Linked DNA regions of Mus musculus: regions 2 and 3 are each linked to region 1. A link is a contact called in ENCODE Hi-C data. All regions are on one chromosome and are shown on one strand. Each heading gives the region's core, a stretch centred on a gene start or an enhancer-like site at or near the end of the contact. The rest is flanking DNA. Distances are from core to core; before and after follow the strand shown. Region 1 holds the start of Hmx2 (H6 homeobox 2). Region 2 holds the start of Oat (ornithine aminotransferase). Region 3 holds the start of Nkx1-2 (NK1 homeobox 2).

Region 1 (3,449 bases), core at 182-2,681:
TGAGCTGCAGGCTGGAGGCGAGGCAAGCGCGCTCCGAGCTGCTCAGGTAGCGTTTCATGTCGAAGGTAGACTCGAGCTGGTACACTTGGCTGCGGGAGAAGACGGTGCGCGTCTTCTTCTTGGCCGCTCCGGTTTGGCGCTCCGCACCGCCGTCCCGTGGCCGCTCCGGGCCCGGAGAAGGCGAGCCCGCCGGCAAAAGCCTCTCCTTCTCTTCCTTAAAGTCCGGGTGAGAAGGAGAAAGGAATGGCGTGCGCTCCGAGGCCGCAGGCCCTGCGCCTCCGCTGCCCTTGGGGGTACCTGAAGAGTGAGCACAAACAGAATGACCATGGAGTTGATGAGCCTTAAAGACTCTCAGCTCTGCCGGGGACAAGGAGGTTGACTGATGCCTGCATCCTTGATTCCCCTATTGCTAACCCTTTCCTTTTCTACTGCGTCCTGCTAGCGCCCAAAGTCCAGAGCCTCGGCCTTTCAAAGCAGCAGAAGAGGGTTCCATATAATCCGAGCTGGAGGGTCTCCTTCCACTCTTATAAAAGTAAACGTGGTACCGGGTCTGGAATGGGGACATTAACACCATTTTTTAAAGGTGATTTTTGCCTTTGAGGACTGAGCTCTACAAGGTAGCATCATTTTACAGGCCGTTTTCTTTGAGAGTCGGGCTAATTTTATTCATAACTCCTTGGCTGTCCTCCGTTAGCTTTTACCTCTCTGAAACTCAGCACTGTCAATCATTTTAGAGTACTAATCACTTCGAGAAGAGGCCGAGAGGAGGGAAAAGACATAGAGCCTGCAGGACTGACAGAACACCCAAACCAGACCTGCAGAACTAAGTCAGGACAGAAAGTACCCGGCGTGCGAAACCATTTTGGCCAGCATTGTGTACCGCCCGCAGAGTTCCTGGCCCACTCTGGTTCACCCTCCTTCCCCTTACCCAGTCTTCCCCTTACCGCCCCAATATTCCTCTACTTCTCCCCAGCGCCGGCCCTTCCGGCCTTTTCGAGAATGCACCATGGGTGCGTAGTCCCCTCCCCTTAGCCTGGACCACTAGCGGCCCGGCTGTGACCCGGGGATGCCCTGCTCCGCGTCTCCGACAATCACACACCGCATCGGCTCACGCTCACTCGGGCCAGACTCCCGACCTGCGATCCTTACCCAGGCAAGGGAAAGGGATGGGGGTATGGTGCTTAGGGCTTGGCTCCTTGGGGCCGTGCGGATCTGGGCAGAAGCAAGCCGGAGCCTTCCAACCTTCCTCCGGCTCCTCCTCCTCCGAGGACACAGACAGGCTGCGTTTCCTGGCTGGCCACCCGGCGGGCTCCCGCGGTGCCTCGGAGGGGCCCCCGCCCAGGATGGACTGGATGGTGAAGCTGGAGACGCCACCGGCCGCCGGACATCCCTTCCCCACATCTTCCTTGCTGCCCATCCTGGGTTCATAAGAAATCGGAGGAAACCAAGAACTCCCTTTAGAGCGGGGCTGGGTGGAAGGTGGTGCGGGCAGGCGGGCGGGGGGAGGGGCGGGAGGGAAAGCAAGGGGAGGGGGCTACGAGGCTGGCGAGGCGTCCCTTCTGCTCCAGGACGCGCAGGCACCGGACCGCTGTGCGCGGGTCCCTGCCGGCCCGGCTCTGGGTGAGCCCGCCCAGCCCCGGTGCCAATGTCCCTTCCTCGTTTGACAACTCCACCGGTCTCCAGCGACGCGGAGGCTGCGCGGCCTCATTTGCATAGAGGTTACCCGGCCGCGGCCAATCGCAGCGCCGCGGAGCGGCCCCGGAATTTTTTAAAAAGCTGGGGCCGAGCACGCAGCACCGGGAAGCTCCGGGAGCAAGCCTAGACGCGCACTCGCATCAGCTCTGTCCAGCCCGTAACATCTGGGGCTGAAGGCAGCTTAGATTGCAGCCTGTGTTCCTGGTCTTTGCCTTGCCTCTCCAGAAACGAGAACAGCGCCCGGGGTCGAGCTGGTGGGGCTCTCTCACATCCAAGATGCACACCATAGGCTGCTGCCACCCTCCCCAGTCCTCAACCCCTTCTAGCCTCTTGGGAACTAACAGCGCTCTACGAGTCTTCTCCCGCTGCGTTGGGGATTGACAGTATGTGGCTCTCCGCTGGGAGACACAGGAGCAAAGAAATTCTACAGCTCTGGACCTGAAGACCCCGCTGACTAAAGGGGGCAGAGGATTTTGGAAACAGAGTAGCCCCCAAATGTCCCGAGGTTCCGGCTCACATTCCAGCAAACGCCATTTGCACTGTGTGAACTTGAACAAGTCTGGTCCCAGTAGAAGCATCCCTGCCCCCTGGCAAACTTCTTAGTGTCGCCTGCCCCCATTCTCTGGTTGTGATGATGTGTCAGCTAGAAACCTATAAACTCTCAGAGTGCAGAATAGTTATTTCCTAATCCTTGACCGAATACCACACAGCTCGCCTTCCCACACTGCAGCTAAACTCATTTACTTTATTTTGCTGGTAAATACTGGCGGTCTCAAAATGGCTACGCTGCTTCTGGAAGGAAACGAAGTAGGTAGGTATGGGGACTTTTTAGAATTGGACAGGATCCTGTTAAATATAGGTAGGGTGTCTTTGGGCAAGATATGTACACTTTCCACGCCTCGTTTTCCCCATCCTAAAATTATTTGAAGTGTTGCTTTCCTTTCAGAGGTCAAGGTACAGCTTTATAAAACCTGACTCTCTCCTTCCTTCTTGTGGCCTCTCCCTAAGCCCTGACTCTTGCTTGTTTAATCCCTAGAGCACCTGTTACCTGATCTAGAGTCATCTCAACAAAGCAAGCAAAGGGATTTGAGGCGACAGTTATCTACACAAGCTTTATGGAAAGGAACGAGACCCAAAGCTTCCAGCCAAACCTGGCTGCACCCTTAAGGTCCCAGAAACCCTGTTCCCTTCCTTAGACACATGCCAGAAGATCCAAGAGTGAAGAGAGACTGTAGAGTCGGTCCCCACAAATGTCCAGCCTGCACCGTGACGGTGCAGTTCCTCGCCTGCACCGCTCCCGGGTTATTGAGTAAAGCGCTTATAATATCATTAGCCTCACTGAGTTACCGACTGCGGCCCTGCCCGTGGCAGAACTCTCCCTACTTAACTCCTCAAAGGGCTCGTTAATGGGCTAATTGATTAGGGGTCGGTGGCGCAGCCGGGACGGGGCAGGGGAGGGAGCGGAGGGCCAGGAGGCTGCGCGCCCAGGCCCGGGAGGCTGGCGAGGGGCAGGTGCCGGCCTCCGTCACCGCATTAACCTCTTCAGGGCTCTGCGGCGGGGTCGAGACACATTACAAATGGTCAGCTTTAATCATGGTGTCAGCTCATTAACCCGGAAGGACCCGGCGCTGAAATACAATTTGTGCGTCCTGCTCTGCGCGGCCCTGGCACAAGCTCCGAAGCCTCATCACAGCAGGTCCAGCGCGCTCCCGCGGAGGTAGAGGAGGAGATTCCAGAAAGAAATGTTCAAACTC
Region 2 (3,448 bases), core at 459-2,958, 1.0 Mb before region 1:
AGTAGGTGGTATGAAAGGAATAAAAATGAAAAAGATAAAGTTATCCACTCATAATAATGAGCCTTAGAGGGTAATTAATGGTCATTATAGTAATGAAGTAATGATCTGGGCAAATGACCTTAGCCAAGGATAGGATGAGCCCAGTAGGCTTGCTCAGTGCTCCTGAGGATATTGGATTCACTGCTCTATCTCTGAGCCCACACTACTTTCTTGCCCCTACTGACCAGGTCAACTAAGACATTCCCTGCTATGGCTGTTGAATGTCTTCTATTTGTCTCTCTACCTGGGTCTTCTTTTGTTTGTCTTTACATGTGTCTGGTGTGTTTGTGTACCAGTGTTTGCATGAGTGTGGGTACACAAGGTCTGGTGTCTTCCATGATTGATTCCTACGTATTTAAATATATTTAATTGAGCCTGGGTTTCTCACTTGAACCCAGAGCTCTAGGAATTGTCCTGTCTCTACCTCCCTGAACGCTGGGATTTCAGATGGGTCTCGATGCCCACTCAGCGTTTATGTAGGCTCTGGGGACCTGAACTCTGGTCTCTTTATGCTTGCCCAACAATCACTTTACCTACTGAACCATTTCCTCTGCTCTTTCCCATCCCACTTTCTTTTCCTCCTCTTTCTGATCTTGCTCTGTGTCTAGGGAGGCTAGTTTGTGGGGATTGTCTTTTCTCTTGTTTTCTCAAGTCAGGGTTTCTCTCTGTACCTCTGGCTGCCCTGGAACTCTCTCTGTAGACCAGGCTGGCCTAGAACTCATAGAGATCCACCTGCCTCTGCCTCCTGAGTCCTGGGATTAAAGGTGTGCACCACCACCACTACTACCACCAGTCTTAACAGACTCCTTAGGCTCCTGGCTCCCTCCAAGTAGTCTTTCCTCAAACTCCTCTCTCTTTGGGGTTCTAGAAACCCCACATCTAGCCCTGGATACGTGGACTGACAGTGGCTCTCCCTGGTGTGCCAGTCCCTCCATCCTTGTGCTTTCTTATTCACACACATTCTTTCCAAACTGGAGTGTGAAATCTTTCTGCCTGACCCTGAAGTGTAAGGTAGTGAATCACTGGCCCTCTGTGGTCTACAGCTTTTGGTACAGGATTGGATAACTCTTCTATTCTCTTCATATTTTCTGATTTATAACGAGCGTTATAGACAAAAATGATACCTAAGCACCTTCTGATTGTGTTTATCCTGCAATATCCTTTTCCGGTTTGAGTTTTAACCATGGTAGTGGAGGGAGTGCAGGCAAGTCTATACTGCGTAGCTGTCATTTCCAACCACTTATAACAACAGTTAATAACATCCGGGCGGCGTTTTACAGCTGCAGAGATGATACTAGAAGCATCAGTAATCTGTTTTGTCATTTTGGTACGTGAGGGTTCAAGGTCATGTGGTTTCAGCATTTAAGATATGATGTTGCTCCCAACAGGCTCTTTCAGGAAAGGTTTTGGAAGGTCCCTGGGCTAGAGAAACGCAGTGAGAGGCCACCATTCCTTCGGGCCTCCGTTCCCCTTCGGGTAAAAGAAAGCGAACTGCTCCAAGTTCAGTGCAGAGCTCAAGCGCCACAGGCACAAAAGCAGACTGCGCACTTGGGGAAGGCAGCAGAACTTGGCGCCCGGAGGCTCAAGGCCGGGTGGGTGGGGCGAGAGTGAGCCTCTTGTGATTGGTGTGCGGCCCTCCGCCTTAACCAATGAACTGAGAGAACGGGCGGGGGCGGGACAGACACGTCGTCTTAAACGACCTGACGCGCCGGGCAGCCACATCGCGCTTCGTGGCTGAAGTACAGTCAGTGTCGCTTAGCGGACGCTGTCAGGTACGACGTACGCGCCGGGGCTGGGCCAGAGCGACTAGGGCCCACTCGGTGTTCTGGAGTCTCCGCCGGGGCAACACTGGAATCTCCGGGTCTAGGGCGCCACGCAGGCCCGGGGTGGGGCGGGCTCGGCGTGAGGACGGGCGGGGCACGGCTTGGGCTCACTGTCCCCGGGGGACTCGGCTAAGGGGACTGGGGCCTTGGAGGTCTCGACTTTGAAAAGGCGGCGTTGAGGGCGCGGGGCACCACGAGCAGCTTGGCGGGGGGTGGGTGGGGGGTGGGGGTGGGAAGAGGAGGGAAGGACCCGATCCCTGGGGACAGAACTGCGAACTTGTGGTCGCGTCACCGGGAGGGGGCGCTGATGCGGACCAAGTCCGAGCTCCTTGGGCAGCTTTTACGTCTCGTGGCAGATCATACCCATCCCTCCCCAATCCCCACTTCTCTTCAGTCCTAAACCAAATAAGAGGATTGAGGAAGTGACGTGCACTCTGTGATGAGATGGTGGCTAAGGATTGGCCCACAGGGCTCTCTGCACGAAGAGCCCCCTCCTTAGGCCTTTGACAAGCTATGTTGAACCTCAGTAAATTCCAGTCTAATTGTGGGGAGCTCTTGCTGCCAGCAAATCTTGCCTCAGGCCTACAGCAATGCCCGGGAGTACATTTACCTTGTAGATGTGTCAAGATATATTAAGGGAGGAGTGGTTTTGGAATGAAGTGGCTTTGCTACTTGAATAACCTCTGATTTCTCCACCCTAAATTTTCTTGATCAAACTTGTTAGTGTCTGTAGGTAAATTAATTTTATGTAACTTGTAACTGTACTTTAAATTGTATGTGTGTGATCAGGAATGAATGCGCCATCCGAGGCCAGAGGGATTCGATACCCCTGGAGCAGTTCTTGATAGTTGTGCCATGTAATGTGGGTGTTAGGAACCAAACTCTGGTCTTCTGCAAGCATAGTAGGTGATCTTAACTGCTGAGCCATCTTTCCAGCCCCTAAAACTTTAATTAGTACATATTTTAAAAGGTATTTTTTCCTGTCTCATCTATTTACCTTCCGGTCTACTTTTACTATGGTTATATGGATATGTATTTTATGCTCTTTGCAGAGTTCTTGAGGATGAGCCAAACTGTATACCTGTATACTTTTTTTTTTTTTTAGATTTATTTATTTATTATACGTAAGTACACTGTAGCTGTCTTCAGACACTCCAGAAGAGGGCATCAGATTTCATTATGGATGGTTGTGAGCCCCCATGTGGTTGCTGGGATTTGAACTCAGGACCTTCAGAAGAGCAGTCGGTGCTCTTAACCACCGAGCCTTCTCCCCAGCCCCCAAACTGTATACTTTTAAAAATAGTAATGAATGGGTAGTGATGTGGAGGTGTGTGGAGGGTGCGGTGTAGTTGGTTCAATCCTTTCCCAGTAGTGTTACTTTAGTTGTTTGCCAGTGACGCACTTGAGGTGAATTTTAGCCAGAATATTGGTTACATAAAACAAAGCTTATGTTGACAGACCTTCCAAAAAAAAGAAAAAAAAATTAAGGGCTGCATTTGTGAATGGTTACCTCAGAAAAGTAAATATTTAACAAGCGCCAAACCAAATTTACTTCTCAAGCTGAAGATTTTCAATGGCTTTTGGAT
Region 3 (3,087 bases), core at 461-2,960, 1.0 Mb before region 1:
AAACGGTTATCCAAACAGAAGACACAGTATGCGCATTACTGAAGAATCTCTGATTTGCACGCATTGTCCCTTGGCCTGACCTCTGGGTTGTCTTTTCCCTGAGTTTCACAAAGCGCGCATTCCCTTGGCAAGGGTGGGGGTCGGGGGTTGGGGGTTCTGGTGGGCTTGGTCTGGGCACTTCCTTCCCTTAGCTTTAAAAGCTCATTCCGTCTTTACTTTAGGTCTGGAGCTGGCTTGAATTTCGGCAAGGCTTTAAAGTCGGCAGGGAATATGGTGGCCACCCCTGGGAGGGGCTGAAAGGTTTGAATGAGAAAAGCTACAAGGAGCAAGCCCCCAAGGACACCTCTTTAATAACAGATTGGATGAGCAGCTCCCAGCACTTTAGTGAGGAGTCCCCTCCTCTTCCTACTTCTTACCTGCTTAGACAATATTAATTGTCAAGACATTGTCTGGGAACCACATGGGGCAAAGAAGAAAGAAGTGGCGGGGGGGGGGGGGGGTTCCAAGGCGGTTCTGTGCAGAGGGGCTAATGCTTCAGAATTTGTCGCTGAAATGAATGCCTTAAAAAAAAAAAAAGGAATATCACCGTGGGTGTGGCTATGCAGACTTTCCCTCACTGCTAATGCCGGCTGTCCTCCCTGGAGACTTGGGGGGCAGATGGGGCCATTTTAATCGGCTCTCATCTCTGGTCTTAAATTCAAACCACTAGGCATCTTTTAACCTTTTCCTTCTTCACGCTGGGAAAGGAACCCAGAGAGTCAATTTCTGATGTTAATGATAGAATCTGTGACTGAGAAGTCCTGACAGGCAATGAAAATGGTATCCGAGGAGGGATACTCACCTTTAGCCAAGCCACCTAGCCCTAAGCCTTCAGCTCTCTGGGCAGGCGTATTTCCATAGACCCCTTTTGACCAGGCCCTGCTGGTCTTCCGAGTGGAAAGAAAAAACTCCCCTCCAAGAAGGTTCCCCCCCCCCCCCCGCACACACACACATATCCTAAGCCATCAGGATGACCTGAAAAACCTTGGCCCAGTCCAGACTCTTGTCATCTGTAGCGCCACCGCTCATCTTTGAACCTCATTTTCCTTCTGTTTGAAACCACAGACTGTGGTTCCCAGGCCACACCCACCTCACAGGGGGGAATGCCTAGAAAATCAAAAGAGAGTGAGAAAGCCCCAGGGCTTTATAAACTGTAAATGCACAGAGGCTTTAAAATTTTTACGTAAATGTGCCCGAAGCCTTTACTGTGGTTCAGGGATGGGGCTTGAGATGCACCGTGCATCATGGCGAAGCAATCAGGTCTGGCCTCTGTGGCATCGCCAGGTCAAAGGAAGATGGCAAGTGCCCCAAGAGAAATAAGTAAACTTCAGTCAGGTGAATGTGTGTGCAGATGAGGTAGCGGAGATGGAATCCTCCCTCACGCCCTTCACGAGTCTCCGCAGCATGGAAAGATTTTCACACAGCATGCCACGGTGACCCGGCGAACCGGGAGCGCGCATTGGCGCGCGAGGGTCCCTCTAGTCAGCGCTCCCTCCCCCCTCCGGCTGCCCAGGATAGTCTCGTGGAGGCTGCAAGCGCTCACTGCACGTGGAAGGGGTCTGGCCAGCTCAAGTGCCAATCCTCAAGCAGCCCCCCCCCCCGCCCCCTTCCCCGCTTCTCTCCTCCCGCCCCGCCTCCTTGCCCCCCTCTACAGCTTCACTTGGCGGGGAAATTCCAGTTCGCGGCTGGAGAGCTGTGGCCAAACCACTGCAGAAGACAGCGGCTGAGCGCATCCAGCCCCGACCCCAGTACGGCTGGCCTCGGGCCCGCGGGAGGCGGGCATGTTGGCATGGCAGGACGTCGGGGCCAAGGCGGCCCCCTCTCACCACAAGATCTCCTTCTCTGTCTTGGACATCTTGGATCCGCAAAAATTCACGCGAGCTGCCCTCCCGCCGGTGCGTCTCGCTGCCCTGGAAGCCAAGAAAAGTTTAGAAGAGGTGGAAGCAGGGCAAGATGCTTGTTCGGGGAATCCAATCGGGTCACAGGAGACCCCTGGTAAGAATGTGAGGCGGTTTTAAGCCTAAGTGGTGTGTGTGTGTGTGTGTGTGTGTGTGTGTGTGTGTGTGTAGTAGTCAAGGTTTATTGGTAGCCTGGGAACTAGAAAAGGTGATCCCGCGCAGGTGCGAAGCGAGCCATCCCTACTTGGAAGAGGACAGAGGTAGGGACGTGGCTGAGATTGCCAGGACCAGTGTGTGCTTTTTTCCTGAACACCTGCTCAGTGAATGAGCGCCACAACTCTGACTGGCTCACATAAACTACAGCTCAGGCTCACTGATCTAATGGAAGTGTATTGTGCTCTCCACGTGCTAGAACCTGGGCGAGGAGCTTGGGATAAAGGTTATGAAAATACCTTCCAACTATGTAGTGTCATTAACACCACTCCCATTTTATGTATGGGGCAACCGAGGCTCGGGCCTTCCCCGGATTAGGTGCTTTTTTTTCAACCACTCGGAAACATCTTTAGAGCCCATGCTCTTTCCCGGACTCAACAGGGGACGCCCCCACCCCCAATAGCTTTTGGTGTTCTCTTCTAGACCTTTCCCCCTTATCCCTGAAGTTGGTGGACACAAAAGAAAGGGTTCCGGAAAGTTTGTGGCTGGAAGAACTTAAGATAGCAGGATTCATGCTTAGTGGGACATGAGCATGGGATTGATTATCTGGGGAGACGCTGAAGGTCTAGGGATTCAGGTCCCAGGGAGGGCTGTATATAGCACAGCCCCTCCTCCTCCTTCCTAAGTTTGGAGGTGATTGTCTGGGGCCCCCGGAAGCCTCTGGTGGCCTGGCTTGGGTCCCGGCCGCGGGCCTGGATTAATTGTTTGGATGGTCTCTCTGTGGGGCCGCGCTCCCCTCCCCCTAACTCCTTGATCGATATTCTATTACTGGCGCCTGCATATCTCCTGCCCGCAGCTTGCAGGTACTGACTTCAAACCCCCTTTCCCTGTCTGATCCTAATATTGTTCGATTAAAACTTACCTTTAATAGATGACATCTATCGATCAGGCCCCGGACAAATCTGAAACTCTATTAACACTACTGGAGAGAGAAGAT

The links. A loop is a pair of places that touch in the nucleus more often than their neighbours do.
Region 2: a map of T-helper 17 cell shows a loop between it and region 1 (2.5-fold over the local background). The contact joins the promoter of Oat here to the promoter of Hmx2 in region 1. A Hi-C loop is called at or near these places in 2 of 37 maps with a recorded cell type or tissue (T-helper 17 cell and T-helper 2 cell).
Region 3: a map of ES-E14 shows a loop between it and region 1 (5-fold over the local background). The contact joins the promoter of Nkx1-2 here to the promoter of Hmx2 in region 1. A Hi-C loop is called at or near these places in 3 of 37 maps with a recorded cell type or tissue (ES-E14 and mouse embryonic stem cell).

The regions. Positions count from the first base shown.
Region 1 is chr7:131,552,275-131,555,723 of GRCm38, reverse strand. It overlaps Hmx2 (H6 homeobox 2), which reads right to left and starts at 1,431. Exons shown (of 2, transcript NM_145998.4): 1 at 1,150-1,431; 2 at 1-297. The coding sequence starts at 1,417.
Region 2 is chr7:132,574,658-132,578,105 of GRCm38, reverse strand. Oat (ornithine aminotransferase) reads left to right here and starts at 1,708. Exons shown (of 10, transcript NM_016978.2): 1 at 1,708-1,811.
Region 3 is chr7:132,598,260-132,601,346 of GRCm38, reverse strand. It overlaps Nkx1-2 (NK1 homeobox 2), which reads left to right and starts at 1,710. Exons shown (of 2, transcript NM_009123.2): 1 at 1,710-2,034. The coding sequence starts at 1,821.